7 separate regions of the Homo sapiens genome follow, and regions 1, 2, 3, 4, 5 and 6 are each linked to region 7. A link is a loop called in an ENCODE intact Hi-C map of the cell type or tissue named here. Cell type or tissue: endothelial cell of umbilical vein. All regions are shown on one strand.

The links. Peaks named below come from ENCODE experiments on the same cell type or tissue, not always from the same donor. Only the 100,000 strongest peaks of a DNase experiment are listed, where the experiment ranks them.
Region 1: a loop joins it to region 7, with 7 times the contacts of the local background. A loop is called at or near these places in 2 of 110 quality-filtered maps.
Region 2: a loop joins it to region 7, with 4 times the contacts of the local background. A loop is called at or near these places in 7 of 110 quality-filtered maps.
Region 3: it touches region 7 in a loop (5-fold over the local background); 5 of 110 quality-filtered maps call a loop at or near these places.
Region 4: a loop joins it to region 7, with 2.7 times the contacts of the local background. A loop is called at or near these places in 6 of 110 quality-filtered maps.
Region 5: a loop joins it to region 7, with 4 times the contacts of the local background. A loop is called at or near these places in 3 of 110 quality-filtered maps.
Region 6: it touches region 7 in a loop (3-fold over the local background); 4 of 110 quality-filtered maps call a loop at or near these places.

What each region holds. Positions count from the first base shown.
Region 1 is chr6:11,611,791-11,615,790 of GRCh38, forward strand. No RefSeq gene overlaps it. Among named protein-coding and RNA genes, the nearest start is that of TMEM170B, 76 kb to the left of the region's middle. In endothelial cell of umbilical vein, no CTCF peak of the experiment used is centred here; DNase peaks (open chromatin) are centred at 2,281, 2,941 and 3,591; H3K27ac peaks cover 4,000 bases.
Region 2 is chr6:12,296,634-12,300,633 of GRCh38, forward strand. It overlaps EDN1 (endothelin 1), which reads left to right. Exons shown (of 5, transcript NM_001955.5): 5 at 1-561. Among named protein-coding and RNA genes, the nearest start is that of EDN1, 8.3 kb to the left of the region's middle. In endothelial cell of umbilical vein, no CTCF peak of the experiment used is centred here; DNase peaks (open chromatin) are centred at 1,148, 1,698, 2,638 and 3,368; H3K4me3 peaks cover 329 bases; H3K27ac peaks cover 2,580 bases.
Region 3 is chr6:12,489,047-12,493,046 of GRCh38, forward strand. No RefSeq gene overlaps it. Among named protein-coding and RNA genes, the nearest start is that of LINC02530, 94 kb to the right of the region's middle. In endothelial cell of umbilical vein, no CTCF peak of the experiment used is centred here; a DNase peak (open chromatin) is centred at 2,095; H3K27ac peaks cover 3,295 bases.
Region 4 is chr6:12,390,846-12,394,845 of GRCh38, forward strand. No RefSeq gene overlaps it. Among named protein-coding and RNA genes, the nearest start is that of EDN1, 100 kb to the left of the region's middle. In endothelial cell of umbilical vein, no CTCF peak of the experiment used is centred here; DNase peaks (open chromatin) are centred at 1,826, 2,466 and 3,536; H3K27ac peaks cover 2,225 bases.
Region 5 is chr6:12,322,758-12,326,757 of GRCh38, forward strand. No RefSeq gene overlaps it. Among named protein-coding and RNA genes, the nearest start is that of EDN1, 34 kb to the left of the region's middle. In endothelial cell of umbilical vein, no CTCF peak of the experiment used is centred here; a DNase peak (open chromatin) is centred at 1,564; H3K27ac peaks cover 1,408 bases.
Region 6 is chr6:12,312,377-12,316,376 of GRCh38, forward strand. No RefSeq gene overlaps it. Among named protein-coding and RNA genes, the nearest start is that of EDN1, 24 kb to the left of the region's middle. In endothelial cell of umbilical vein, no CTCF peak of the experiment used is centred here; DNase peaks (open chromatin) are centred at 1,695 and 1,855; H3K27ac peaks cover 1,925 bases.
Region 7 is chr6:12,583,252-12,587,251 of GRCh38, forward strand. LINC02530 (long intergenic non-protein coding RNA 2530) reads right to left here and starts at 2,153. Exons shown (of 2, transcript NR_149140.1): 1 at 1,853-2,153; 2 at 1-256. In endothelial cell of umbilical vein, no CTCF peak of the experiment used is centred here; DNase peaks (open chromatin) are centred at 1,930 and 2,390; H3K27ac peaks cover 3,897 bases.

The DNA of each region.
Region 1 (4,000 bases), 970 kb before region 7:
TAGGCACACGCCACCACGCCTGGCTAATTTTTGTATTTTTAGTAGAGATGGGGGTTTCACCATGTTGCACAGGATGGTCTCAAACTCCTGACCTCAGGTGATCCACCTGCCTCGGCTTTCCAAAGTGCTGGGATTACAGGTGTTGGCCATCGCACCTGGCCCATATTTGCATTTAAAACTGACATTGTACAATGTAAAGATGAACCATAAAATTCATGCTAATAATTTAAAATTTTAATTTTTCTTGACTTAGAACAACACTAAACAGCAGATTTTTTTTTTTAACATCATGATAAATTGAGACACTGCAGAAGGAAGGAAAAAAGCTTTATTTTATAGTACCTTTGACAATAGTTTCTTCCCCCACTTTTAAACAGTTTTCATTTGCACTGGGTCTCATGAATACAGAGCTTGCTGTGCTGGTGATAAATAGAAATTTTGGCAGAAACACATCACATGGTCGTTAGGCTTAATCTTGGAGATTTGTGTAGCTTATGTCTACTAGTGCTCACATCACCTCTACTTAGGATTTCATTTTAGCAATTGTCTTTTTTTGGATTCCCCCAGAAGCATACCAAGATGAGAATTAAAGTGGGGACGTGGTGGCCCTGACAAGAGAAACCTGTGTAAAGGGCTTACTGGAGAATACAGAGGGTGTGGGAATGATGAAGTAGTCAGGTTATTCAAGGGAGCTGAAGGGGCCACTGAAAAATGTTTCATGAGAAATGTGTGTACTTTCCTCAGCAGAGGCTATGCCGCCTGCCCTTCCCCTCCCTTTCTCCATCGTTTCTGGATGCTAGGACTTCAGAATTTGTTTAGGAGGAGACACACATTTGTGATGGAAATCACAGTGTTATGGCTGAATTATGTCCCTCAAAATTAATATGTTGAAGTCCAAACCCTCAGGAGTCCAAACTCTCAAGAGTGTGACTGTATTTGGAGATAGGGACTTTATAGAAGTAATGAAGTTAAAAAGTAAAGTCATGAGGGTGGGCACTAATTCAATATAACTGGTGTCCTTCTATGAAGATGAGATGAGGACATAGACGTGCACAGAGGGAAGATCATAGGAGCGCACAGGGGAAGATGCCATCTGCAAACCAAGGAGAGAGGCCTCAGGAGAAACCAACCCTGCTCACACCTGGATCTCGAACTTCTGGGCTCCAGGGCTGTGAAAGAACACATTTCTATTGTTTAAGCCCCGCAGTCTGTGGTACTTTGTTATGGAAGCCCTAGCAAATGAACACACGTGGTTAGAAAAAAAATCCATCAGGAAACATGAAACAGAGTTCCTTGCTAAAATGACCTTGGAAGACATGATGAGAGATCAGAATGCTAGGGCAAGAACAGGAGATGAGTCTACAAACCTGGGGCAAAACTGGAAGAGTTCTGAGGGCCAGCTCTGCCACGTAGTGGATTTGTGGTCTTGGGTAAGGTACTTAATCTCTTGGTGCCTACATATTGTCGACTGTAAAATGAGCTTCAAATACAGTATACATGATAGAGATGCCATCAGAATTAAATGAGATAATGCTTGCAAAATGCTCAATATGTTAGCTCATCTTGTTTTTCTGTAGGAAGTAAGAACTCCTTAAGGACTAGCATCATGTTTTCTTCTGCTTTGGAAGTAAACTGGAAGCATGTCTTGAGTGTTAGCCTTTCACTTCAAGGAAACAAATCTGTGTGGAAGTTGAAGTCTAGTTGGGGAAAACCAGATACACAAAGGAAGTGATGAAGCTAGAATGTGCAGTTCATCAGTGGATGCTTACCACTTACCAGAAACTGTGTCATACACCTGATTTCATACCCATCTCATTTTAATCCTCTACAAAGTTATGAGATGGATGTCTTTGCCTCATTTTCAAAGATGTGAAAACAATTGGCTAGAGTGGTTAAAGGATTTTTCCAGAGCCTGCTGCCAGTAATTTACGGAGCAGGAATCAAACCTAGGTGTGTGGGTATCAAATTCATTTATGCCATGACTATTAAAATAAAACTTCCTTTCAAATTATCTTCCTAATTACCCTGCAAGGCAGGTGAGGACCTATTGCTAGCACCATTTTATATATTAGGAAAATATGACCCAGGAAATCCTGAACCATCCAAGTACGTACCCAATGTTAAGTGTAAAGCCAACTCAGTTCCAGTGAGGTTTTCTGGCTCGTAATCTGGTGATATTTAGCTACTTAGATACTGTTTAGATATTCAGATTCTCAGTGAGTGACTCACAAGATTATGTCTGCGAACTGTGGCTAGATTTCATTTTGAAGGAAGTTTTGGAATGCCACTTTTCCTGTATAGGATGGGAAACCCATTGATGTCAGCCACGATCCCAGGGCAGCTGGAGTGCTGTGGGCCCAGCATGGGCTTGGGGGTCAGAAGACAGAATTTTTGCTCTGGTTCTGCCACAAATTGGCTGAGTGACTTTGAACACTTCATTCTTCTTGGCCATGAGTTTCTCATCTGCAATTTGGAGAGACTGTACCGAATAATTTCCAAAATCTGTTAAAAATCTGATTCTATGAAATGGAATCTCCGGTTGGGCCTAAGAAACTAGTAAGAAGCCCAGAGACGTATGGAGGTAGAGATTGCCCTCTGTTAGTCTCAGCAAGAAGGAAATCACCTTCCCCACAAAAAAAAAACCATTTTATAGCTGAAATTGCAGAGAAGCAGTGGCACAGGCAACATTGGTGGGTGGGGGAAAAGTCCTTATTAAAATCTTGGTTACAGGAATAAGTCTACTGGGGACTTAAAGAAATCCCATTTGCACTCCAAGGATCAGCAAGTACAAATCCTACAAGAACTCTCTGGCCATAGAACAGAGAGTCCTAGAACAAAGCCTGTTTTGATCCTTTGTCTTGGTTAAGGGTGACACCATATCTCCAGCATAAACGACGACGATTGCATTGTTCGCATGCCGGTAATAGAAAAGGAAAACACAACCAGGCTGTTTGGTTAGTTTTGGCATGCACAGTTCAGGGTGGGAAATGCCCTTGGGTTCTGGCTGACCACCTGTTATTTAATTTTTTAATAAGTGTGCCAGCTTCAAAATACCAGAGACTCTCCTTGAAGGGTAATCACAAAGAATTGAATGTCCTGGTATTTGGAACAAGCATTCTATCTAGCTTATTGGCATCATAGCCCTTACTGTAATATCAGCGATAACAGCAGTAACCGCAACAAGAGCCCATGTCAGGTCCCTGGGGATCTCCCAAAGAAAACCTTTCCATTTATAGCAAAAAACAGTAAAGAAGCAGGGATCTGAGGGGGAAACATAGATAGTTTGTTCCCGTGGTAGCACTTCCCTCGGTATTCTAGTGCGGGATTAGTGGGCTTCAAAGTGGAACTGCCTCCAGCCTCAGTGGGCCTAGGACCATGCCCATCAGTTATCCACTCTGGTTTTGGAGGTCACTGTGTGATCTTGGGCTGACCTTGGAAGCTTCTGACTTACCGGCCTGAGGTTCGCATAATTGCAGGGCTTCTATGTTCTGACGGCTAAACTGGAAAGCATGGTATTCATGCTGGATACCTCGTCCAACAGGTGTCACCATGTGGTCCATAGACCGGCAGCATTAGCATCCCTCTGGAGCTTGTTAGAAATGCCCCACCCTAGATACAGGGAATAGGAGCCTGAATAAGATCCTTGTAACAAGATCCTGGGGTGATTCATTTGCACATTTTAGTTAGAGAAGCCCTGAAATGAAACCATACCACCCTGCATATCTGGGAGGTAGATTAGCCATTCACTGGCCCAGGACTGTTTGGTTGTAAGAAGAAAGAACTTACTTTGGAAATTCAATGGGTACAATCAGAGCTTTTCTGTTTTCTGCTCTGTGATATTACCTCTTTTCAGCCAAAAGGAAAAGGTTCTTTTATTTAGAAAAAAAAAGTATTTGGGGAAAAAATAGCTGAAACAATTCACATAAAAGAAAAAAACATGCTTAATATCTCCACTTAAAAACACATGAATAAATAAGTTTAGGTCCTCTTGCAACTTTTC
Region 2 (4,000 bases), 290 kb before region 7:
TGAGTCTACCTCACCTATATTGCACTCTGGCAGAAGTATTTCCCACATTTAATTATTGCCTCCCCAAACTCTTCCCACCCCTGCTGCCCCTTCCTCCATCCCCCATACTAAATCCTAGCCTCGTAGAAGTCTGGTCTAATGTGTCAGCAGTAGATATAATATTTTCATGGTAATCTACTAGCTCTGATCCATAAGAAAAAAAAGATCATTAAATCAGGAGATTCCCTGTCCTTGATTTTTGGAGACACAATGGTATAGGGTTGTTTATGAAATATATTGAAAAGTAAGTGTTTGTTACGCTTTAAAGCAGTAAAATTATTTTCCTTTATATAACCGGCTAATGAAAGAGGTTGGATTGAATTTTGATGTACTTATTTTTTTATAGATATTTATATTCAAACAATTTATTCCTTATATTTACCATGTTAAATATCTGTTTGGGCAGGCCATATTGGTCTATGTATTTTTAAAATATGTATTTCTAAATGAAATTGAGAACATGCTTTGTTTTGCCTGTCAAGGTAATGACTTTAGAAAATAAATATTTTTTTCCTTACTGTACTGATTTGGAATCATTACTGAAATTTGTAAGGAGTGGGCCAACGTGATTAAGTACCATAAAGGCAAATAAATGGTTAAAGACGGTTTCATAGAAAAGTGACAATTAGAAGGATATTACGGTCTAAGCTAATTATATAAAGAATTTTATCTGTATCTTAAATGTTGATTTTATACTGCATTGAGGTAAAAACACAAAACAAAAAAGCAGCTTTAACACCTCTGTCTTCTCTTGGGTAGCAGCCTCCTGCTTCTCCTTCACCTGAAAAATTCTCCAGGGACTTCATCCATTAACTTGGCTCAGGCTATTAGGCAGGATTCAACAGTTTAAGCTGATGGTGTGGTGAGAGATGCTTTATCCATATTAATGGACTGAAGGAAGTAATGGCAAGACAACCCCCCAAAACATACCTAATTATACAAAGTTATATACCAAAGTTGCTTTTAGAAAATGGCCTGCTCAGAGCAAGTAGAGGTTTCCAATGGCTTTTTATTTTCTCACATTAAGGATGTTGTTTCTTAAGGAACATTGAGTACCATTGCTTCTTCGTGATAGCCTAGGACTGGCCGTGTGCCCATGGAGGTAGAGACACCAGGTACTGATTCTAGGTCCTCTGCCACAAAGCACCACTTCCTCTCCACTTTGCCTTGGCTGGCCTTGTCAGCTCACTGGAGAGCACAGTATTGCAATTGCAGTATTGCAAATGGTCACTACTAACTGAATTCTCTAAGAGCTTGATTAGCCCTCGAGAATCTTCCTTGCCCTTCTCTAATAGTGTCTGAAGGAATTCCTGGCATTTAACAAATATTAGCATGTAGTGATCACTGTCGTCCTAACAGTGACACATCAGAAGGATTTCAAATAACAGTCTTCAGGCATGCGTAATCAATGTCCTGTGCAGAGTCTCCGTCCTCATTGATCCTCATTTTTCTCTTTAAGGCACAGTCCAATGTCTTTGGGGAATTGTTTATAAAGCTTACTTTATCCATAAACTGTTTCTCAGTGCGTGACTCTGAAGAAAATTTTGAAGTTTTGCCCATGTTGACAAGGTGCTTGGTCTGAACTTGGCCAGTATTTAATCTTGAGCAAACGATTCAATTTCCTTCTATCGTGAGTTTTCTCATCTATGAAACAAGGGAGTTGAGGGGAGTTTCTTTCATACCTCTGAGAAAGAGTTTGAGATTACATAAAGAAGTTGAAGTGGCATGAAAAAAAATAAAGATCTGAGCTTAGAAGACATGGATCTAATACATTTAAGAGGAAGTCAGAATCAGAGAAGCCACTGAACAAAACAGTCCAAAGGACAGCATAGTAAGTCAGATTGATGAGTTTTGGTTGGGTTTTTCATCAGTCAAACCCTTGAGCCCCCCTTTCCCATGCTTCCTGCTTCAGTATCCAGTAGGAAAAATGAAAGGGATGATGTAGACACTCTAGGGCATGAGGATTTGCAGTAAATAAGTTGGGAGACTCACAGAAAATTAATATTTTTCAAACATGAAGACGAAACATTCAATTATATTACAGTCCACATCAGCTTGAAGGGTAAACTGATGGGATGGTCTGTCACATTTCTTGCTCTGTTTCCAGTAAAAGCATGGTTTCTGGAAACCCACTTAGGACAGCTTTCTCTCTTTACACTGATAGCCCAGGCAAGCTTTGATCTCAGAACTCCAGAAACCAGAGAACTCTAGGTGGAATGTGGTAACTTTTGCCAGGGCAGAGGGAACACCTACTAATAGGTACTTCATTTGCACCACCAGAGATTGGCATCTTTTTTGATGGATCCACTGGCTTTGATACTGCCTGTACTCCCCCAAAACACAGCTTGGGTATTGGACTAATCTAGAGCTCCCTCAGGAGAACTCTTGCTGACATTAAGAAAGAGCAACATTTTGTCTTTCCAGGTGAAAATCCAAGGCCCAAAAAGGGAGGTGACTCACCTAAGATCACAGAAGGAGCTGTAGCATCTCTGGAGCCTGAACACTTAAGTTAAGCACGACTATTTCAGCCAGAGGGCCCCTGGAGGTCTGCAGAAACAGATGCCCAGGCAAACCTTGCTAGAAGGCTCTGGGTACTAAAGCCAAAATCAGTCTTTCTGAAAGCTTTGCCTCCCAGCCTTGTAGACAGTGCTAGCAGACCCATCCCCTCAAGAGGAAAGAGAAGAAATGCAGGGGAAGAAAAAAGGACTATAAGGAGGCTATCTCATGGCATCGTTAAGTAAATGTCTATAGGATAAAATAGAATATAACCAAGAATTTTTAATTATTATTTTTAGACTTTACTCACCAAAGAATCTATCTGAGTGAAGGGGGAAATCTCTCGGTCAGTTCTCTTTTTTTTTTTTTTTTTTTTTTTTTTTGAGATGGAGTTTTGCTCTTGTTGCCTAGGCAGGAGTGCAATGGCGCTATCTCAGCTCACCACAACCTCTGCCTCCTGGGTTCAAGCGATTCTCCTGCCTCAGCCTCCTCAGTAGCTGAGATTACAGGCATGTGCCACCATGCCCGGCTAATTTTGTATTTTTAGTAGAGACGGGGCTTCTCCGTGTTGGTCAGGCTGGTCTCGAACTCCTGACCTCAGGTGATCCGCCCACCTTGGCCTCCCAAAGTCCTGTGATTACAGGCGTGAGCCACTGTGCCTGGCCCGGTCAGTTCTCTTTTACTCTACAATGCAAGGCAGTGGTCTGCTTTTTTTTTTCCCCCTCTCTGTTTCTAAGGTCTTGAAAATGCCTGTTTTCACATTTAAGTTCTCAATGTGTAAAACACTGCTTTCAAGCTTATGTTCTTAATAGAGTCCCTTCTGCATTGGCTTTATCTCACCTTTATACTCACAGTTCCTGGGGACTTTGGGTCTGGAGCTCAGAATTTATCTACTGCAAGTGAATGTTACACATTTCACAGTAACCTCTCATCTTTGTAGATAATTTGGTTTCCTGTAGCTTTTCACATCCTTTCTCTCATTCGACCCCTACCCTCACACAACAATCCTTTCGGGAAGCTGGAACCATATCATGTATCCATCAGCCAACCAAGGAAAGAGACATATCGAGAGGGTGAGTGACTCATCCAGAGTCCAACATCAGGCAAATAGCAAGACCAGAACCCGGGACCCCTGACCCTTTCTTCTTAAACTCCTCCAGAGCCAAGGGGATACACTGGACCTGCAACTTGGACTAACGTAGATTATTTCCAGCTTGTGAGTGAACTGTGAGTGGAATGAACTTGTTCTTATTCTCTTAGGAAGATCAAAGCTCCGTATGTACCCTGAGCCCTAGTTTTGAACGTCTCTGTCGTATGATTATTTGTTTACTGCATCATTCTTGTTATGACAATGCATGGTTGGCAGAAAACTTGCTGGCATTTACAAAGCTTGCCTCAAATCTGGTGCCATGAAGCCATGACAACTTCATTGACAACTACTGGCCACAGAGCCAATACATCGGAG
Region 3 (4,000 bases), 94 kb before region 7:
ATTAAAAAAATTACATCGTGTTTTGAAAACTCACTGAAATGTCCTAAATTAGCCAGAGATCATTTAATGCTTTATCCAAAGCAGCACTTGCTAAAGATGAGTATTTGGGTACCATAGCCTTACCCCAGAGAGATTAATGATGGAAGTTGTGGGGCCATGGCTCATCAGTGGGAGAATTTTATGCCACTGTGCCCTTGTACCTGGAGATATAGGTTCCTCTATCTATAAAGGCATGACCTTGGTTCCAGGCCACAGATTCTGGTAGAACTTACACACATCTGAATCATCATCCCTAACGGAGACCTTTCAGCACTCAGCACAGCCTACATTTTACATAGAAGGGAAAACCAAGATGCAAGAGGTAAAGAAATTTGGCTAATATCACATTCTGTACGTAAATAGCATAGCCAAGACAGAACTTTTACAAATCAGGACTCGGTTGGCACTCGGACTGAAGGCAGAGAGTCCGCCTCTGAAGACTGAACATGCCCCTGGGTAAGCCCAAGTGTCAGGTGGGCAGAGACGGCCATAGGTGATGTGAAGGAGTCCCAGCCAGCTGGCAGTACACTTCTGCAAAAGGGAATGATGTTGAGGGAGAGAGTTCCAGCCTGGCCATCAGGGTGTTGTGCCTGGGATGTGGAGCTGTGAAAAGGACCCAGACCCATATTGTGGGCTTGGCAGTGTTCAGGCAGTTTTCATGAGGTCCAGGGAAGACCCTACTCCCAGAAACATTGTATTACTGAGCCAGTTATCAAGACAGGGGCTCCCTGGAAGAAAGGTCAGGGCCCAAGATTCTAGAAATGACATGTAAGATGAGCAAGAGCAAGATGGACTTTATCGGCTTCAGAATATCAGCACCTGTGGACAAGACAAGCTAATTGTGATATGAAAATTAGAATGTTAGCAGTGGAAGGAATGTTCCACATTGTAAACATGAGAACTGAAGGGAAGAAATGTGTAGGATTTTTTTCCCAGTAAAATGGCTGTTGTCTTTAATGTTTTCTTGTCCTTTGAGCTGCATTGCTGACACATATTAACCACAGTGTAAGAAAGTCACATTTGGATGCAAATGTGACCATGGAAGCAATATTAAAAGTAAAAGAAAAGATTTTGGTGAAACCATGGAGAAAGACATAGACTGGCTCTCAGGAGAACTGGAAATTAGCTGAATGCAGAGGGGCAGGGCTTTGTTGAAGCACTCATTAAAAAATCTCAGCATTAAGCCTGGGCAGAGGAAGAAGAATAATTGGAACTGAGGAAGCTTGAAATCCAGATGGTGTCAGTCAAGATGGAGGTTTAGCCTTTGCAGCTCCTCAACAGATTTGAAATCTAGTAGAACCATGAAACCCTGCCAAGTCAACTAAGAGACACTAAGAGCAAATTAGGCCTAAAATATAATCTGGGGCCTGAGTTTTGGATTAGGATTAATAAGACTTTTTTAGAGACTCAAGAGACCAAAAGAGAAAGCTCAGACTGAGTCCCAAGGAAATCATAGAATGACGCAGAGGTCATAATCCCTACCAAGATGAAAAACAGCAGGGAAAGACTAAAATTCCTCAGTGTTTAAGACTGTCAGAAGTTCGTACCTGAGGATTAACCTCCCATTGCAATAAAATTTAGTTATGTCATTTCTAAACTGATTAATTTCAGCTTGGAGTGAGTGGGATCAGAAACTGTGGCTCTGCCCACTTACTTCCCCTGTAACATAGCAGCCCCCTGGATATGGGAAATCTTTGGTGAATGTATCAGCAATTGAAACAAATGAAATATCTCTGGGACATTAATCATTAAACTTTCATATCTGTTATGACAAAAACAATACTCTGAGCACAGGCATTACTGGAAATTCATGAAATGAACCCTCTTTTTTGGGTCAGTGTTTACTACAGTACTGATTGTTTCAGAAAGAAAACTTTATGAAAGGAAATCAAGAGCATTTCTCCAACTCCACGAGCCCTGCAATAACAGGAAACAAAACTTCTATTTCTGTAGTTTTCCAGATAAGAACTGAATAGTGGATTTTTTTTGAAGACATGTGGCAAGTACTGTTTAAGACATATAAATTAATGTCTATTGCACAGGCTTGGCTGGGTGACTCACATTGCGGCTTCTATTTCTGGTGGGGGAGACTCAGATACATTTGTCATGACTCCAGTAAGTGGTAAAAAATGACAAATTGGCAGAGAAGAAGTTGTTGCTAACAATGTGGCCATTTCAGCCTTGGTCATTCAATGGGACCACTCTGCCCCAAGAACATTCTAGGCTGACTGTGAAGCACAGCAAAGCCTAACTAGTTACTATGCAGTTGAAGCCAATTTCTAGTGGCCTCCTAAGACTCCTACAGTTCAGATGCTCTCCAAGAGTAGACAAAACAATGGAAAGACATGCCAGAGTGTGCAAAGAATGAGGAAACATTTTCATGTTTCCATGTGCATTTTCTTGTTCATGCTTTCTGTTCACTGGAAACACAAGATGTAAGCAGAGATATTGGCAAAGAATGATGGGGCATTCCAATATTGAGACAATGGTATGAATGAATATTCATAATAAAGGTCAGATGCTTGGAGGTTGAAGCAAAATCAGGTGAAGAGTTGCCAGTGACTGTTTACAGTCTTGAGATCTTCATGCCTCCAGCATGAGACCTCATGAGAGATCCTGAGACCTCCAGGCTCCCCTCAATGAGATCTTCCATGGAAACTAGCACTCAGTCGCCTTAAAAGGGATCTTTCTTTGAATATGCAAAGAAGTGGTTTACTCAGTTAGTTCAGAACATATTTGCTAATTACAAATTATATACTTCAAGTACAATAGCTAGCTGGTCTATTACAATATACTTCCCCAAAGTTTTCACAAGTCACGTTGTAATAGCAAACATAATTAGGGAGGTATGTGTGTTTCATTTTAAAGTTTATCCTCTTCAGCAGCTCCGAAAAGGACAGGAAAGTTAGGTCAGAAATCCAGGAGGCCATTTAAGACACAAATCTCTCAAAACACACCGTCTGAGCACATGCTGATATGGAAATATGTACATTGAGAGATTCTTTAAGTTATAATGCAAAGGTTCTTTTTTTATTTTATTTTATTTTATTTATTTATTTTTTTGAGATGGAGTCTCACTCTGTCGCCCAGTCTGGAGTGCAGTGGCACGATCTCAGCTCACTGCAACTTCCGCCTCCTGGGTTCAAGTGATTCTCCTGCCTCAGCCTCCCGAGTAGCTGTGACCACAGGCGCATGCCACCACATCCCACTAATTTTTTGTATTTTTAGTAGAGATGGGGTTTCACTGTGTTAGCCAGCATGGTCTCGATCTCCTGACCTTGTGATTCGCCCTCCTCGGACTCCCAAAGTGCTGGGATTACAGGCATGAGCCACCGCACTCGGCCAATGCAAAGGTTCTTTTATGGTCAAGGTTTTCAGCTTTTTAATCATGACACTGGATTATTGGCTTCCTTGTTTGCTAAGACATTATTGATGTCATTCCTTGTTGACATGACTCAGAGAAAAGAATTTTTAATATTTGATTATGTCAACAATTGTGAAACATTACTGAGAGCATCAAAGTAGAAGAGGGTGAGATGAGTACCTTTGTTGAATGTCTTATTGCTACAATCAGTAAATAACTGTAAAGATGCAAGAATAACATATCTCCACACCCAGATTCAGTCACTGCTAATATTTTGCTATATTTTGTTATGTATTTTATTTTTGCCTGTTCTAGACCACATTTATCCACAATTTTGCATCCTGCTTTTATTACACTTAACTTTAATACCATAAGCAGGTTACTAGGTTATTAAAACTCTATGTAAAGATCACTTTTATAAAGAGTGATCTTTATTAAATTGACACATAAAGGTTGTTTGCAGTGGGTTTTTTTCTTTCTTTCTTTCTTTCTTTCTTTTTTTTTTTTCTTTTTTTTTGAGACAGAGTTTTGCTCTTGTTGCCTAGGCTGGAGTGTAATGGTGCGACTTCAGCTCACTGTAACCTCCGCCTCCTGGGT
Region 4 (4,000 bases), 190 kb before region 7:
TTATAGGATATACAATCTTTATTTTGATAGCATTGTTGGATTGACAGAAATTCAACTTGGTATGATATCATGCATGTATTTGAATTTTTTTAAATAAAAAAATTCCTAAATGTAATGATACCTTCATAATTCTGATGCAAGAGCCCTTTAAATTCTGTGTTAATGGAGAAGTATGACTGCCTTCTATGGTAATCCATCAATAATGAGTTGTTATATATTGAAATTTATTATGTGGAAAGAGTTTTCTTGCTAATTTTAATATCTTTGAAGGTAAGAGCTATGTTTAATTTCTCTTTCTTCCCTTACAACTTTGTGTTTGTACATGATAGATACTCAATAAATGTTTTTTAGTTAAATGATAGAATCAATCAATAAATGAAAGATTGAATTAGAGATGAGTATTAAAGACATAGACTCTGTCTCTAAGAACTTTAGAATGTAAATGGGTAGACAAGGCATAGTTTAATAAAGACGTAAACGTGGAATAGTAAGTGTCAAGCAAGTGGTACAGATGATAACTTTTAATGAAGTCCAGCAGAGGAAAGACCTCAGGGTAAAAGTTGAACTTGAACTATACATTAACAAATTAGTAGGAATTCAGTAACTCAAAAAGATGTTAGGATATTACTCGCAGGTACTCCTAGTGATAGAAGAAAAAACCTAGAGATGAAGGAACATTAGATGTGTTCTTGGGATTGTGAAGAGATCAGTTTAGGAGAGGAAGAAAAATAAAGGACATGGATGAGAAATAGGAGTGGAAGAAGAGATTGGAGTCACACTGGGAAGTCTGCAATGCCAAAGGAATCTGGACTTTATCCTATAGGCAAGGTTGAACTGTGTACAATTACAGAATTCATTCCATCATCAACAGGTACTTATGAATTCCAGGCAAGACGCTAGAGACACAAGTTAAGGACATACATAGACACAGTGCATGCCATGGAAGTGATAGGTCCAATGAGTGTGTGATGAGAGTGTGGTAGTTGAATCTATCTAGGCTGACTTAGCACGCAGGGCTGCTGGGACCAAGCCCTGCCTTTTGCTTTGGATATTCTCCACTGTTCCCAGATAAAGAAAATGATGGCAGCATGTAGACCCTTTTTCCCCACTGGAGCTGAAGTTCTACCAGAAAACCTTAGCAATGCTAATTATTAGTGTTTATGAAGGCTTCTGAATCTATCATAAGACATGTAGGAAATTTCTAAATAATTTTCAAGTTCCTCAAAAATCACAGGGAAAAGTTGCCATACTACTTAATACTTGACACATGGAACATGAATATTGTTTCTCCTTCAATCAGAACCTATGATAGAAAATAATTAAGATTTCTTTATATTTTAGTGACTTAAAATGAAAATGAAAGTTTAACTGTTAAAATGAAAACATACAGAGATATTTCATTATTTTTACCCCATATATGGCATGGCAAGAGCCAAAAAGTAACCAATTTAATTTTTGGCAATGTAAAGAATTATCATGGTATTTTAGTATATGTGCTGCTGAGGTGAGTACTATCACGGTATTTTAAATACACATGAAGACACATGCGTCTTCATAACTGTATGACCACAGTCTTTTAACTTTCAAGTAAGAGGAGACTAAATTCTACCATGTTTGCAGAGGAGGTACCTTGGCCCTCACTAGAAATTTAACTTTCTTTAAACACGAACTTCAAGCAAACGAATCTATTCAGAATTTTAATTTGGGTGGTGGGGGGGGGTGCTTTGCTTTTGTAAGAGAGCTTGATAATCTTTCCCTGTTGAGCTCCTCAGTCTCCCAGGCTCCGTGGAGCTGCAGGATGTCATGCACTTGGACAGCAGCCACCTTGGAAAAATCTAAGCAGGCATAACTTGGTGTTAATGACTTTGGTAGCTTAGAGAAATAAAAAACGAGGAGCAGGTCCTCATGCAAGGCCTACGGGGGCGAGGTGGTTTTCCTCTTTGCAGTAAGGTTTGCTCTTTGTAAGAATGCTCAGAGTTAGATTCCTGCTCCTGCTCCAACTGGTTCAGGCTGACAATTGTGAAATGCTTCCCTGCCTGTCCTAATCGAAGGCCCACAACCAGGACCACAGAAGCAACCTTGGTTTGTGATGGACCCTTGTCTAAGGATCAGGTTTCCAGCATCATTTTCTACTTGCAGGTAGTTTTACCTGAATTTCTTCTTAGCTTTCCAGCATTTCCCGTGCCTGGGCCTCAGACAACTGTCTTCCCAATAACCTATGACTGACCTCCTTGGATCCCTGGTTTCTCCCTTGCTCTGACCTCTGCTAAATCCATATGCTGCAGATCTTTTACCTTGACTACCTGGCTCCTGACAGCTGGTTCATGCTTGCCTCAGCCAGGAGTGCAGACTCATACAGTTGTCAGATTTGCTGGTTGGGACCTAGACTTTGATTTCCTTGCTGAGCTGCTCTCCACAGACACCATACAGCTGTAAGACCTTATTCAGAAGGTTATGGAGTCACTTCCTTGGGAAGTTTTCATAAGAAAGGCTGAACAAACTTGCTTAGATAGTATGAGTCTAGCCTTAGACACAACAGCAGCCTTCTAATTTTATGATCCTTACCAACACTCTTACTACAAACCATACCGTGCCATTCTACAAACAATTTCTGTAAGTTGCAAAAATTTCTGACAACCCTATCTCAGGTTCAATTCCAGGTCTCCCTCACATAAGATGTGTCATGTATGTATGGATATAGGTCTCACAAACACTAAAAGAAATGTCAATTTAGGGTAATATATAGAAGCCAAAGCAAAAGACACACAAAAAATGAAGGCCTTATATTCTTCTCTGTCAATATTTCTAGTTAGAAATCCCAATTGACAACACTTATCATTCATTTTACCTTTGGAGAGATTTCTGAGTACTTCCAGTCTCTTTTATTTGAATTATTTTGGCTTGCTTTTTATTTAAGGGATAGAAAAAAAAGGGGGGCATTCTGAATTAAGCCTTCCCACATACATCTGTGTGAGGGAGATAGGTATCCAACATTCCACAGGTGATTCTGTGGCCAAAAAGCTTCAAGAGGGGAGCATGTCTTGAAAACACAGACAAGATGAGTCAATATCAGACATCAGAGACCAGGAGTCCCCTGCTCATGAGCCCCAAGGCACTCCATGGTGGGATGTGAAGAAGCCCTCCCAGGTGAGGTGAGGCAGGCAGTGGGATTTGGCTGAAGGAAGCCTTTCTCTGTCTCCTGGTGTGCTGACTTAGTGCACAGGGCTGCTGGGCCCAAGCCCTGCCTTTCATATTGGACATTTTCCAATCTGCCCAGATAGAGAAAACAAACAATGGCAGCATGAAGAGGGGCCATCTCCAGGTAATTCATCTGACTTCCAACTGTCCAGGGTTCTCCCATCAGAGCTGAAATACTACCCGGCAGACTGGCCATCAGGCAGCCGGACCTGGATATTTCCTTCAGCAGTGCTAATTCCTAGTGTCTTTACAGGAATCCTGACCCAGAAAGTCACCTCAATAGGTAAGAGGTTAAAAAAGCACAAACAGGGGAAACAAACTGGGTGATAAAAATTCTTGAGCCCTGGGGAGCTCAGAAAGGGGATTTGGAGCACAATTCACACTTGGGCCAGCCAGCTCTGTTCACGCTGATAAGTTGTTTTTTGAGAAAAACAAATGAATTCATATCTGATAAACCAGCACATTGATAATACCAAATTCCTTTTCCCTTTCTAAGGCTCTGTCAGGGAGGAGGGATAGATTATTTTTGCTGTGCAGGGGCAGAGAGGGTGGTAAGATTTACTGTAGATGCTACACAATGAAATATTTTTTGGTTTAATCAGTTTTGCAGGAATTGTACTGTTAAATGTCCCTTATTAAGAAATACCTTTATGTCCCCGTAAGAGTATTAGAATGACAGTTGATAAAATCTGTTTTAAAAGTGTTCATTGTTCCCATCACAAGTAAGAGCACCTTGGTTGATCCCAGGAGAGTTTTGATAAATTTTTATGTTTTTGAGGGGTTAGACCAAGTGCTGTTCCTC
Region 5 (4,000 bases), 260 kb before region 7:
CTGGCAGGCCTCATCTATGAAGCCTTTTCCTGAGCACTCCACTACTTGTCAAAAAACTAGAGCATTTGAAATATGTGCCACATGGTCCCATGAGTTAATATACTCATATTTTGCTCTTTGAAATTAACTAGTTGAAGTATCTCCTCACTTAGTTTGGGTGTGCTTTCAAAACTATCCATTTGTTTCTACATTTGTTACTGGCCAGCTACCATGAGGCATATTGTTGAGCCCTGAGATAATATATTGACTACAGCATGGACTTTGCCTTTGAAAAACTTCTTTCCTGGGGCATGCTTAAAAAAATGTGTATACCTTGAATTATTAAATACGGATCAATGTTTGTGATTATGGTTATTCTGAAAGCATAGCCTTAAACACTGTTTGAAATTTGGAAAAGGAAAAAGATAGACAAGCAAGTCTGCTATAATCTTGATTAATAAATTTCGATCATGTACTGAAACTCAGTATTTTTAATTTTACCAATTATCAACAGAAATGTATAGTTTCCAGAATCATTTTGGGGACAAGATGCAAATCTTAACAAACAATTTACTCCGAAAGAAATGGACTATGAGTTAGGCTGATGTGAGTTGTTGGCTTTTATTTCTGCCCTAGTTATCTGATGCAGATATCCTAGTGGATGATTTATTATGATGCTTGAGTCCTGAGGCTCTTACACTAAGGGTTGAATAATTAGTGAGGAAATGTTTTTCAAATATATTCTGATTCAGACAATTTAACTATGTGTGTCTTTGTGGGCATATATATTTGTGCTCTGAGTTGTATGAGAAAGTTCCAGCACTTTTCCCTTTTCTCTAAAAAGCTTTTTAGACAAATTAATATTGAAAACCACAAAAATGGATGAAATGTATTTTCTTCATCTTTTCACTAATCTTTCTAACATAGGATTATGTTAGAATAATCACCCCCCTTTTTTCTCCATCAGGTTTTTCCCCTGGCTTCATGAGATTTAGAACTCTTTCTTAAGATTACTATAGTGTTAAGAGTTCTGGTTGAGCTGGGCGCGGTGGCTCACGCCTGTAATCCCAGCACTTTGGGAGGCCGAGGCGGGCGGATCACGAGGTCAGGAGATAGAGACCATCCTGGCTAACACGGTGAAACCCCGTCTCTACTAATAATACAACAAAATTAGCGGGGCGTGGTGGCGGGCACCTGCAGTCCCAGCTACTCGGGAGGCTGAGGCAGGAGAATGGCGTGAACGCAGGAGGCGGAGCTTGCAGTGAGCCGAGATAGCGCCACTGCACTCCAGCCTGGGTGACAGAGCGAGACTCTGCCTCAAAAAAAAAAAAAAAAAAAAAAAAGAAAGAGTTCTGGTTGAGGGGAAAGGTGAATATTCAGAGCACAGGCCTGTTCCCATCAAGCACATCCTGCAGTAATAGCCCAGCTAGCTTCATCTGCTACAGTGATGCTCCTCCTATTTGCCTCTGATTTAGGTTTCTGTGAGTGAGGTCCTCTTAGTGACCATATAAGTCAAAGAGGAAAAACTCGATATCCGGTGAAGTCAGTTTGTGCAAGTACAACAAAGTGAAGACACACAGTGCCTAGTGTCTGGTTTCTCTGGAGCTCAGGAACTAGGTGTGTCCCAGCTGTGACTCATGAACATGGCATTTGTTACGTTAACCTAAGGAGACTACAGACTTTATTTGCTGTCCTTGTAGCACCTTTTGTCAGCAGAAAACCCAGACTGGCAAACAGAACTGTATGATTCTGAGTTTGAAGGAGGCAATCTCTAAATCAAAAGGCCAGAACCTATGTTCATCGTGGTGTACCTGCTCTGTTGTAAAACAAGGAGGAATAATTTTCTGTTTATTACTCATAAGACCTGGACTTAGGGATGCTGAGCTCATCAATAGAGAATGAAGCCCAAATCAATAATTATCTTCTATTGCAAAGTATTATTTCCTCCATACTGGTCTTTCTCTGGTGAAGGATTCAGTGAGTATTTGCGCTTTGAGCTGTTACTATATAATTATCACACAGATAAGGTCAGTAGGTAAAAGCTGAGCACTTCAAATAACTAACTGAGGCTTCATCTCTCTCCTTTGTGCCTCCAACAAAGGATGTGGTTAGGAAATACAGGGAAGGAACCCCTCCCCACAGGCTGGTAGGTTATCTCATTGCTTTGAGGGGGCCCTGCCTTCTGCTGCCTTCTTAGTTTGTATTACCCCTAGGGGCAAGGCCTCTAAAGTGAGTAGGTCTATCACTTTCTGGGTGGTAGGAGTCCTGCCAGCTCATGGTGGGAGACTCACAGATGAGGAGGGACCTTGTCAACACCCTGGGGGTGGAACAAGACCTCACTCATTAAGCCTTTGTTTCAGAAGCTAAGCATCTAATTAGGATTTTTCTGGTGGAATTACAAGCATTTCTTTTTTAAGTGGTTTAAGACAAAGGACTGGGAATGGGGTAACAATATGACAATTTTTAAACATATAGTAGCTGCTGAGACTCAGAAGAGAGGAATAGACTCCCAGCAGGAAGAATTACTAAGCCCTGGATGTTAAGACTAAAGAAAATTGTGAGATTTTATTCCCTGGCTGTCTTAAAAAATATGATGCGTCATTATTTCTCTGCCATTTGCAAAATAAAGCCAGCCTGAAGGAAACGCACAAGGGATGGTTTCTTCATTCACTCAGAAGACACCTGCCGTGAGACAGGCAGTGTGCAAGATTGGTCTGGGGAATGCAAAGATAAATTGGATCCAGCCCTTACCCCTCACATGGCTTCTATTCTACCTACCAGGGAATCCAGTGACCATTTATTGAGGTTCCTTGGTATTATTTAAAAAAATACGTGGTAATATCAACAAACCCGAATTTAATGCTTGGCATTATATATGTCAAGATGAAGCTAGACACAAGAGATCTGCTATGCTTTGCAATGTGCCTTTTTAAAGACCCATCTTACCGACAACATGAGATGAGTGCTGTCTGTGCTGCTGCCTCGTGGCTGCCCTCCACCCCCAATTCTCTATCAAAGAGATGTTGACAGGGAGATGATGACAGTAGAATATATAACAGCCAATCAACACCTTTCATACAAAGCTCTGTAGCCAGATACCACAGTCAGAGGAACCTACCAAATTATGTATTTCATTCACTTTATGCTCAGCGCAATTAGACAAATTGCTATGGAAAGCATATATCCTGGAGTGACACCAAGAGCAACGTGTCCCAGGTGCCGAACAGAACATGGAGAGACAAGATCCCCAATCCCAAGAAGTTTCCACTGTCCTTGGAACACTGATAACTCCCCCTGGAGAATACTGCAGGTGATTTAATTAACAAAACAAGAGGAGGCTCAATGAGTGGGGCAAACTATCCAAGGATGAAGGGAAGAAGGAGAAAGGTGAGGGTTTATTACCATCTCAGTAAAGACCTATTGATAGTTAAAATTTCTATGCTGTACTTAGAAATGCTGAGTTCCTAGTGATACAGGAGCTAGAAAGAAACAATTTAGGCAGTTAGTGATGGAAAGAGAGTCCTCAGCAAAGCTTCCCTTTCAAAAAAAGCAGCCCCCAAATAATTTCTTTTCTAACAAAGAGCAGCCTGAAAAATCAAGCTGCAGACACAGATAAGCAAGCTAGAAGCTTGCACAGGTGAATGCCTGCAGCTGTGCCAATAGAAAAGGGCTACCTAGGAGCCAGGCATATCCAACATGGAGTCTTCATCTTCCCTTTCCTTTGTCACCACATGTGCAATAAGGGAATACACAACGTGGCACCAGCCATGTAGAGAACACACTTGAATAATAAAAGATTAGCGTAGGATGGCCAGTTTCTTCACGTGCTATGTAAATGGAACACCTGGTCCAACCAATCTCTTGTGTGCTATGTAAGTCAGACACCACCTCCTCAAGCTCATCTATAAAACCAGCCGCATCTTGCTGTGAACCTGGAAACCCATCTGGGACCCCTTCCTCTGCACAAGGGAGCTTTCCTCTTTCTTTCACCTATAAACTTCCGCTCTTAAGCTCACTCCTT
Region 6 (4,000 bases), 270 kb before region 7:
ACCCGGGAGGTGGAGGTTGCAGAGCTGAGATCACGCTACTGTTCTCCAGCCTGGTGCCAGAATGAGACTCCATCTCAAATGTATATATACACACGTATATATACATATAAGTGTATATATATGTATATATGTGTATATATACATATATTACATATATAACATAACACATATATTACCTCTATAACATACATATTACATATATATTACATAGATGTTACATATATTATATATACACGTATACATATATCTATATATACACGTATATATAGATATATATAAAATGTTAGCTATTCCTCACCCTGGCTGTGAACTTTCGTTTCTCTCCACCCAGGCTTTTGAAATGCCACTTTCTCATAGAAGAATGGCTTTTCTTCAAGGTTCTGCTGGTGAGCTGTTTTTTAAATGTGTTCTCTTCTGTGAGGCTTTCCTGGACTTCTCAAGGCAAAAAGGCTTTGTGGTCTCTCCTCTGGTATTTGTTAACAAGTCTGATTCCCCACTTGACAGAGAGCTCTTGTAGGGGAGGCACGGCATCTTTTTTTTATCTCTGTGTTCTCAGCATCCAGAGAAGGCACGCTTTGAATGTCTGTTAATTGAGATGACAATCCCAACCCCATATTGCAAGGAGAATGATTGGAATCTCTCCCATACTTGGCTTTAAAGTCATCTACAAGCCTGAACTGAGAGTCTTAGAGACTTTCAGGCCAGAAGGTACTAAGAGGTTTGTCAAGTCACAGACTGAAGAAAATATTTGCAATACATATATCTGATAAAAGACTGGGCATCTCTCTGGAATATCAGTTTCTAAGAAATGGTGCTAACACATCCTTATAATAAATCAGAAAAACGGTGCCTGGTAACTCAGGTTTCCACATGCAACTCCTTTCATTACTGGAAATAAAAATTGTTTTACTTTGACCAAAGTAGATGATGTCTTCCAGTATAAAAAAAAAAAAAACACTCCTCCCCAGCATCAACCTACCTCTGTTGTTTTTGTACATGAATATGTTATTAGCAGCAATGACAGACGGCTAACATCTGAGTCCAGCCACTTGACAATCATTCGAAGTCAGCAGGAACAGACGTGCTGAAATAAAAAAAGACGAGATGAAGTGCTCTACCTAGGGAACACCGCCTTGCAATATATACGTGTCACTGACCTCTACTTAGGAATGTGAGTGCAAATTGTCCTCTGGCTATGGGCAACAACATAAGCCACGAAATGAAAGAGCTCCAAATAAATTAAAATGATAAATTTAGCGATTTAGTGTGAACATAAAAAGCTTTACAACTTCACGAATTAAAAAAACAGTTTCAATGTTAGAAGTCAAGAGAGCAGCTCCCTTTAGGGGGTGGGGTGGTAGTGGGCAGAGGAGAGCCTGGGGGACTTCTGTCTTCTGTTTCTTGGTCTGGGTGCTGAGAACATAGGCGTGTTCACTTTGGAGGAATGCTCCAAGCTGCACATCAAGATATATGCTCTTTCCCGTATGTGTTATGTTTCAAAAAAGCTTACCCCTTCCTCCTCTCAAAAAGCATTTTTTCCCTTTCATTTTTTTATTTCTTCTTCTTCTTCTCTCTCTCTCTTTTTTTTTAACTAGATACACGCTGAACAAACAAAATATGCAAAGAATAATAGTTTGAAGGGGTGCCAGCATGCTAGCGTGCCTCTGGAAGCGTACATGCCTTGGTCTGGACTGGGCATCAGATGTGCATTTTCACTTGATGTAATTCATTTCCTTGTTCCATGACCCAGCTTTCCTCTTTGGGGTAAAGGCCCGTCCAGCATTTTTCTTGGACAAGGTCTCCACCTTTGCTGCATCCAGGGAGACTCCTTCAGTGCCACGGTCCTGCCTCAGGTTAGTTTCCTTGTACGTGTTGCCTGGCTTTGTCAGGTCTTAATGCCATCCTGAAGCTGGTAAAATGAGCCAAGTGACTTCATCTCTCATGGCACACCTTGAGGACATTACTTGGGCACAAGCCAATTCACTGCTCACAGCCCGAGAGACATTTTTTTCCCATGAGCTAGCTCCTCTCCTCCTCTCTCACAAATAACTTCCTCTATGGGAAAGGACACATCAGAGAACAAGGAGCATTGTAACGGGTGAGAAATATGCTTGACATGGGGAAGGAGATGCCGTCCTCACTCCCTCCTTCCCCACCCTCCCACACTCATCTGTCAACTCTAATTTCTCACTAATGCTTGGGTTTCACTCTAAGCTCCCTTTGCTTGCTCGTGCCCACCAACAGAAATATCCAGGAAAAGAAAGAGCATCAGGAATGACTGGCCTGTGTGCAAGCAATTCCTTGTTGTTGCTGACTGCCTTCTGCAGCTTGGCGAATTTGACTCTTGGAATGCACGGACAGAAGTAGCATTTTTCTCTCCACCAGAAGTCTGACACTGACCATGTCAATGAGCGTCAATTGGCAGTACGTGTGTGTTGGTTGACCCTTTACATCAAGACCAAGCTAAGCATTTGCTTTCCTTTGGTCAATTCCACTGGTCCTTCCTTTTGGTCAATCCCATCGCTCTCTGACCCAGGGCCAGAGGAACATAGCATTTCTCCTAACTTGGACAATGTTGCAACACCAAAAAGGCTTGTACTGAAGTACGGAGGAGGTAGATGTGAAGAGTCATCCTTTTGTCAGATTGCAAAGGTGTTGCAGCCCATTAGTTTCAGGATGTTTTTATTTTGTTCCCTTCCAGTAAATGTTTTCAGAGATTTTGCCTCGGGTTTTTAAAGATGTTTTATAAGTTATGGGTCTCTTTAAAATTTTTAATCATCTTAATGAGGTATAATTTATATACAATAAAATGCCTAGACAGTGATCCCATTTGATGGATTTTACAATTATATATACCCATCCAAACCAAGATAGAAAACACCTCCTTCACCCAGAAAACCCCTCATTTCCTTTTCCAGTCAGTTCCCTCACACACACTCACTCCTGCCCTACCCCCAGCCCCACTAGAGCCTAGGAGAAGTCACTGTTCTGATTTCTTTCACCATAAGTTAGCTTTGCTTCTATAAAATGTAGCACCTCAGTATATATTCTTTTAGGTCTTGCTAATTTTGCTCAACATAATGTTTTTGAGATTTGTTCATGTTATTGCCTTTGTCAGCAGTTTGTTCTACTTTATTGCTGAGTAATATTCCATTGTACAAATATATGACAATACATTTATCAATTCTCCTGTATGAGTACAATGGAATTGTTTCTATTTGGAGCTGTTACTAAGAGTGCTGTGAGCACTCTTGTAAAAGTCTTTTTTATGTTCTTTTTTTCCATTTCTCTTGCATAAATATCTGAGAGTAGAATTGCGGGGCCATAAGTAGGTTTATGGTTAACTTTATATGAAAGTTCCAAAATTTTTCCAAACTGGTTATACCATTCTTATATTCTTACCAGCAGTGCCTGGGATATCGAATTGCTTCATGCTTGGTATTGTCAATATTTTTATTTTACTTAGTCCAACATTTGGTATTATCACAGTTTATTTACTTCAGCTATGATGATTTGTGTGAAATGCCATTTCACTGTGGCATTAGTTGGCATTTCCCTGATGATCTACGGTGTTGAGCTTACTGGCCATTCGTTCTTCCTATGTGATAGGCACGTTCATGTATTTTGCCTGTTTTTACAAATTGACTTTTTTGTGTTTTTATTGTTGGTTTTTAAGAGTTCTCTATACATCCTGGATATGAGTCCTTTATTAGACATATGTATTGCATAGGTATTTTCCAGTTTGTAGCTTGAGAATTTATTTTTTAATGATGGCTTCTGATGAACAGAAATTATTAATATTTATGAAGTCTGACATCATTTTTTTTAAATTACTCCTTTTTATGTCCTGCTTAAGACATCTTTGTCTTCCCAAATGTTGTGCTATATTCTCAAGGTTCCTCTTAGAGACTTTAGGTTTTTAGTCTTTATGTTTTTGTCTATGATCCATATCAAATTAATTTTTGTGCACGGTATAAGGCGGGGGGTGGTCAAGACTCAT
Region 7 (4,000 bases):
GCTCACGGCTATAGTCCCAGCACTTTGGAAGGCTGAGGCCAGCAGATCACGAGGTCAAGAGATCAAGACCAGCCTGGCCAACATAGTGAAACCTCGTCTCTACTAAAAAGACAAAAAATAACTGCTCATGGTGGCGTGCACCTACAGTCCCAGCTACTCGGGAGGCTGAGGCAGGAGAATCGCTTGAACCCGGGAGGCAGAGGTTGCAGTGAGCCGAGATTGCCCCACTGTACTCCAGCCTGGTGACAGAGAGAGACTGTCAAAAAAAAAAAAAAAGTTAGATGACACCTGAAACACAGAGTAGTTTCATGGAAAGTGAAGATTTGAAAGCAGATCATCATTATAAGATATGAGAAAAACAACTCATCAAAAATATTTTAAGAGAAAGCATTATTTTAAGAGAAAGCATTAAACTGAGGTATATTTTGTTAATTACTATCCTAAAACTTTTAGTGCTTACCACGTGTAATGTGTTGGCATAATAGAAGACATAATTTCTCCCAAAGGCGTCAAACTTGTCCTTGATACTCAAGTGAAGATATTGGTCAGATGTTACTGATTTTAATTTAAAATTCAGAAATAGAAATATGCCAGGCACTGTGGCTAATGCCTATAATCCCAGCACTTTAGGAGGCAAGGCGGGAAGATCACTTGAGCCTGGAAGATTGAGGCTGAAGTGAGCTATGATTGCACCACTGCACTCCAGCCCAAGCTAGAGAGAGAGAGAGAGAGAGAGAGAGAGAGACTCCATCTCAAAAAAAGAGAGAGAGAGAGACCCCATCTCAAAAAAAAAGAGAGAGAGAGAAAATAAAGTTTCAGAAAGACTTCTGAATCTTAAAAAATTAAACATAAGTCTATGAAAACATAAGCAATAGTCTCATACTATTGTATGAGTGGTCTCTTCTTTTCTTTCTCTCCCAAGGATATCCTTCTCAGCCTAAAACACTTTTGTCGACACTTCGCCCAATATCCATCACATTTTACATCTGCTAAGAATTTTAACTTTTATTGTCAGTTTAACCAACAATTCAATAATATAGAAAGCGGAAGAATCAGGATTGATTCAGCCAATTCAAACTTTACATACTGAGGCATTTGCAGCAAATCTAGTAAACATCTTTGGATTTTCCAGAAACTTAAAGCAGTCTATTTGTTTGTGTCTCCCTGTTTTGTTTTGTTTTTTTTTTTTTTGAGGTGGGGGTCTCGCTCTGTTGCCCAGGCTGGAGTTCAGTGGTGCAACCATAGCTCACAACAGCCTCCGCCTCCCGGACTCAAGTGATCCTCCTACCTCAGCCTCCTGAGTAGCTGAGACCACACGTTTCATTCACCATATCATCTCAAAGCTTAAATAAGAGCCTGTCAAGCACCAAATAAAGTTGGAGTAGGAAGAGTGGTGTCAAACTTTTGAAGAGAAAGTTTTAAACTGAGCATTCCAAGAAATAACTGGTGTTTTCTCTTCCTCTTGCTGATTGGAGAAACTGAAGGATGGAGCAATTAAAATTTCCCAACCCCATTCAGTGGAAAAGGAAACATACTGTGGAAAGAATTGCTAGCAATTGTAGTCAGTGTCCATCTCTATGGATTTGGCGTGGAAATTCACATTACAACAAGTGAAAAACAACTCACGGTACCCTCAATACAATGGGCATCGATTCTGCTTCCCTTGGTGATTTAAAAACAAATCTGGATCTGGATATATGTGCTTTAGAAAATGCAATTTGTCGACTTGGTTGTTACTATATGGCATTTGTAGAGCTTGACTTAGGCTTGTCTTAAAAAAAAAGCTTCTTAAAACTGTATGCCTTTATCAGAAGTCGCCCCTCGGCTATTTACAAGTGCCATGGTTACAGACCTGCTAGACTGATGATATTCACATGCAGGAAACAATGCAAGGAAAACAGGATTTGCACGGCTCCGACTGCACTGGCCCAAGAATTCCAGGAAGTGATTGTACTTTATGAAACCGTCTGTGCTCCGCTAGATTGTCTATAGCTTTTAAGGTCAAGTCCTATCACGGCGAGTTTGCAATGCCCTTTGTAACAAGGCAGAGTGTTTATGAAGCTGAGTACATGCTGTATTGTTTATCAGCCCAGGCAGTTGAAAGGTGCGATATTCCAATCTTGTGGTTCAGGATGGCACTGGGAATCGATCACAGGCTTTTCTGACATAGGCTTGGGATTAGTTCAAAGAGTCCCTGGCAACAGTGACCATGCGACAGTCCAGCACATGGAGAAAGTCACGAAGCCCACAGTCCCTGACAGGAGAGATGGGTTTGTGTGGGAGATCAATGTGGGGAGCACTGTGAGTTTATGTTTTAAGATCCCTGTGCTTCCTGCTGTAGCTGAGCAGTCTCCTTGGAGAGTGAAAGGTGCTGGCGTACAGTAACTGCTGATTCTGAGAGTACGGAAAGGAGAGTGAGACAACAATGGAATTTATTTCTTCGTAAGAGAGCTGGGAGGCAGCCAGGCATTCCAGGCCCTTGCTCTCGAATTCTTTGATTTCTCTACATGCATAATGACTAGAGACTCCTGTTGCCTCTGGACTCGGGGATACTGGAGCCGGACAGTGGACGCCCAAACCGCTCATGTTACTCCACAGCCCTGCCTAATTTTAGGCGCCAAGGCTGGACGTGACTGACCAGACTCCTGCTCGCTCCCTCTCCACGAATGATGTTGGTCCCTGAAGCTAGGTTAAACAAGCAATAGTCCACAGCTATTGTTAAGGACGCTGTCGTGATGGAATCAGCTGGGCACTGGGCATCCTTTGCACTCGGAGTGATGGCGGCTAGCCAGGCATCTGTGAACTTTCTGGAGACATTTAGGTGTTGTGTACCAAAGTCACGGCACCTTAGGGGCAAGCATGATCCCCCAGTGTTTTCAGATGCGTGGACTGAATGAACCTCAGTGAGTGACTGCTGATGTCAAATCAATCAATATCGATTTAATGAAGTCTGTTAGTTTATAAGTCAAGTGACTTGCCATTAGGGACTGTTTCCTCAAGGATGACAAAATAAATAACAACAATGAAATACTTTTTATCCAGTTACCACGTTCTGTGCCCCATACTGGCTTTTGAAGATCTGGCTTTGCAATGTAGCGTTGTATTTTATTGACTGAATTTTATTTTATTTCTAAATTCATAGGCATCTTGAGGTTCATCACTTCATAGGTACTCTGGACTAACATCACATAGTTATCAAGCCTTTTAATAAAACTGTTATTTTTTTCTAGTAGACTCAATAGAGGACCATTGTTGGATGTCTTATAGGCATAACTACCTCATAAAGGGTTGCTAATTACTGGCCAAAACACTTAACTAAATAAAAATTAAAAGTTCCACTCATCAGGTAAGAAGAGTCCTGAAACCTGTGTTTTGGTCTTGACTCTCCCATTAACTCCTAGGAAATTTTACCTCCCCCAGTGACAGACATTGGGATAATCATTCCCTGCCCCTTTGTTTTTCCTCTGCAAAAAGAGGTGCTTTAAATATGTAATTGATCTCTAGGGGATTTCCCATCTATGAAGATTGAATCTCTAACACTCGGCCTGTAAGTCAGAAGACTCAGAGGTGTTTGAACCAGAGCAACTCCATCTCGAATAGGAGCTGGGTAAAATAAGGCTGATACTTGCTGGGCTGCATTCCTACTAAGTTAGGCATTCTAAGTCATAGGATGAGATCGGAGGTCGCACAAAATACAGGTCATAAAGACATTGCTGATAAAACAGGTTGCAGTAAAAAAAGCCTGCCAAAACCCACCCAGTCAAGACAAGAGTGACTTCTGGTTGTCCTCACTGCTACACTCCCACCAGCACTGTGATAGTTTACAAATGCCATGGCAACATCATGAAGTTACCCTATAGGGTTTAAAAAGGGGAGGCATGAATAACCCACGCCTTGCTTAGCATATCATCAAGATATAACCATAAAAATGGACAACCAGTAGCTCTCAGAGCTGCTCTGCTTCTGTACGCCATTCTTTTATTCCTTTACTTTTTTAATA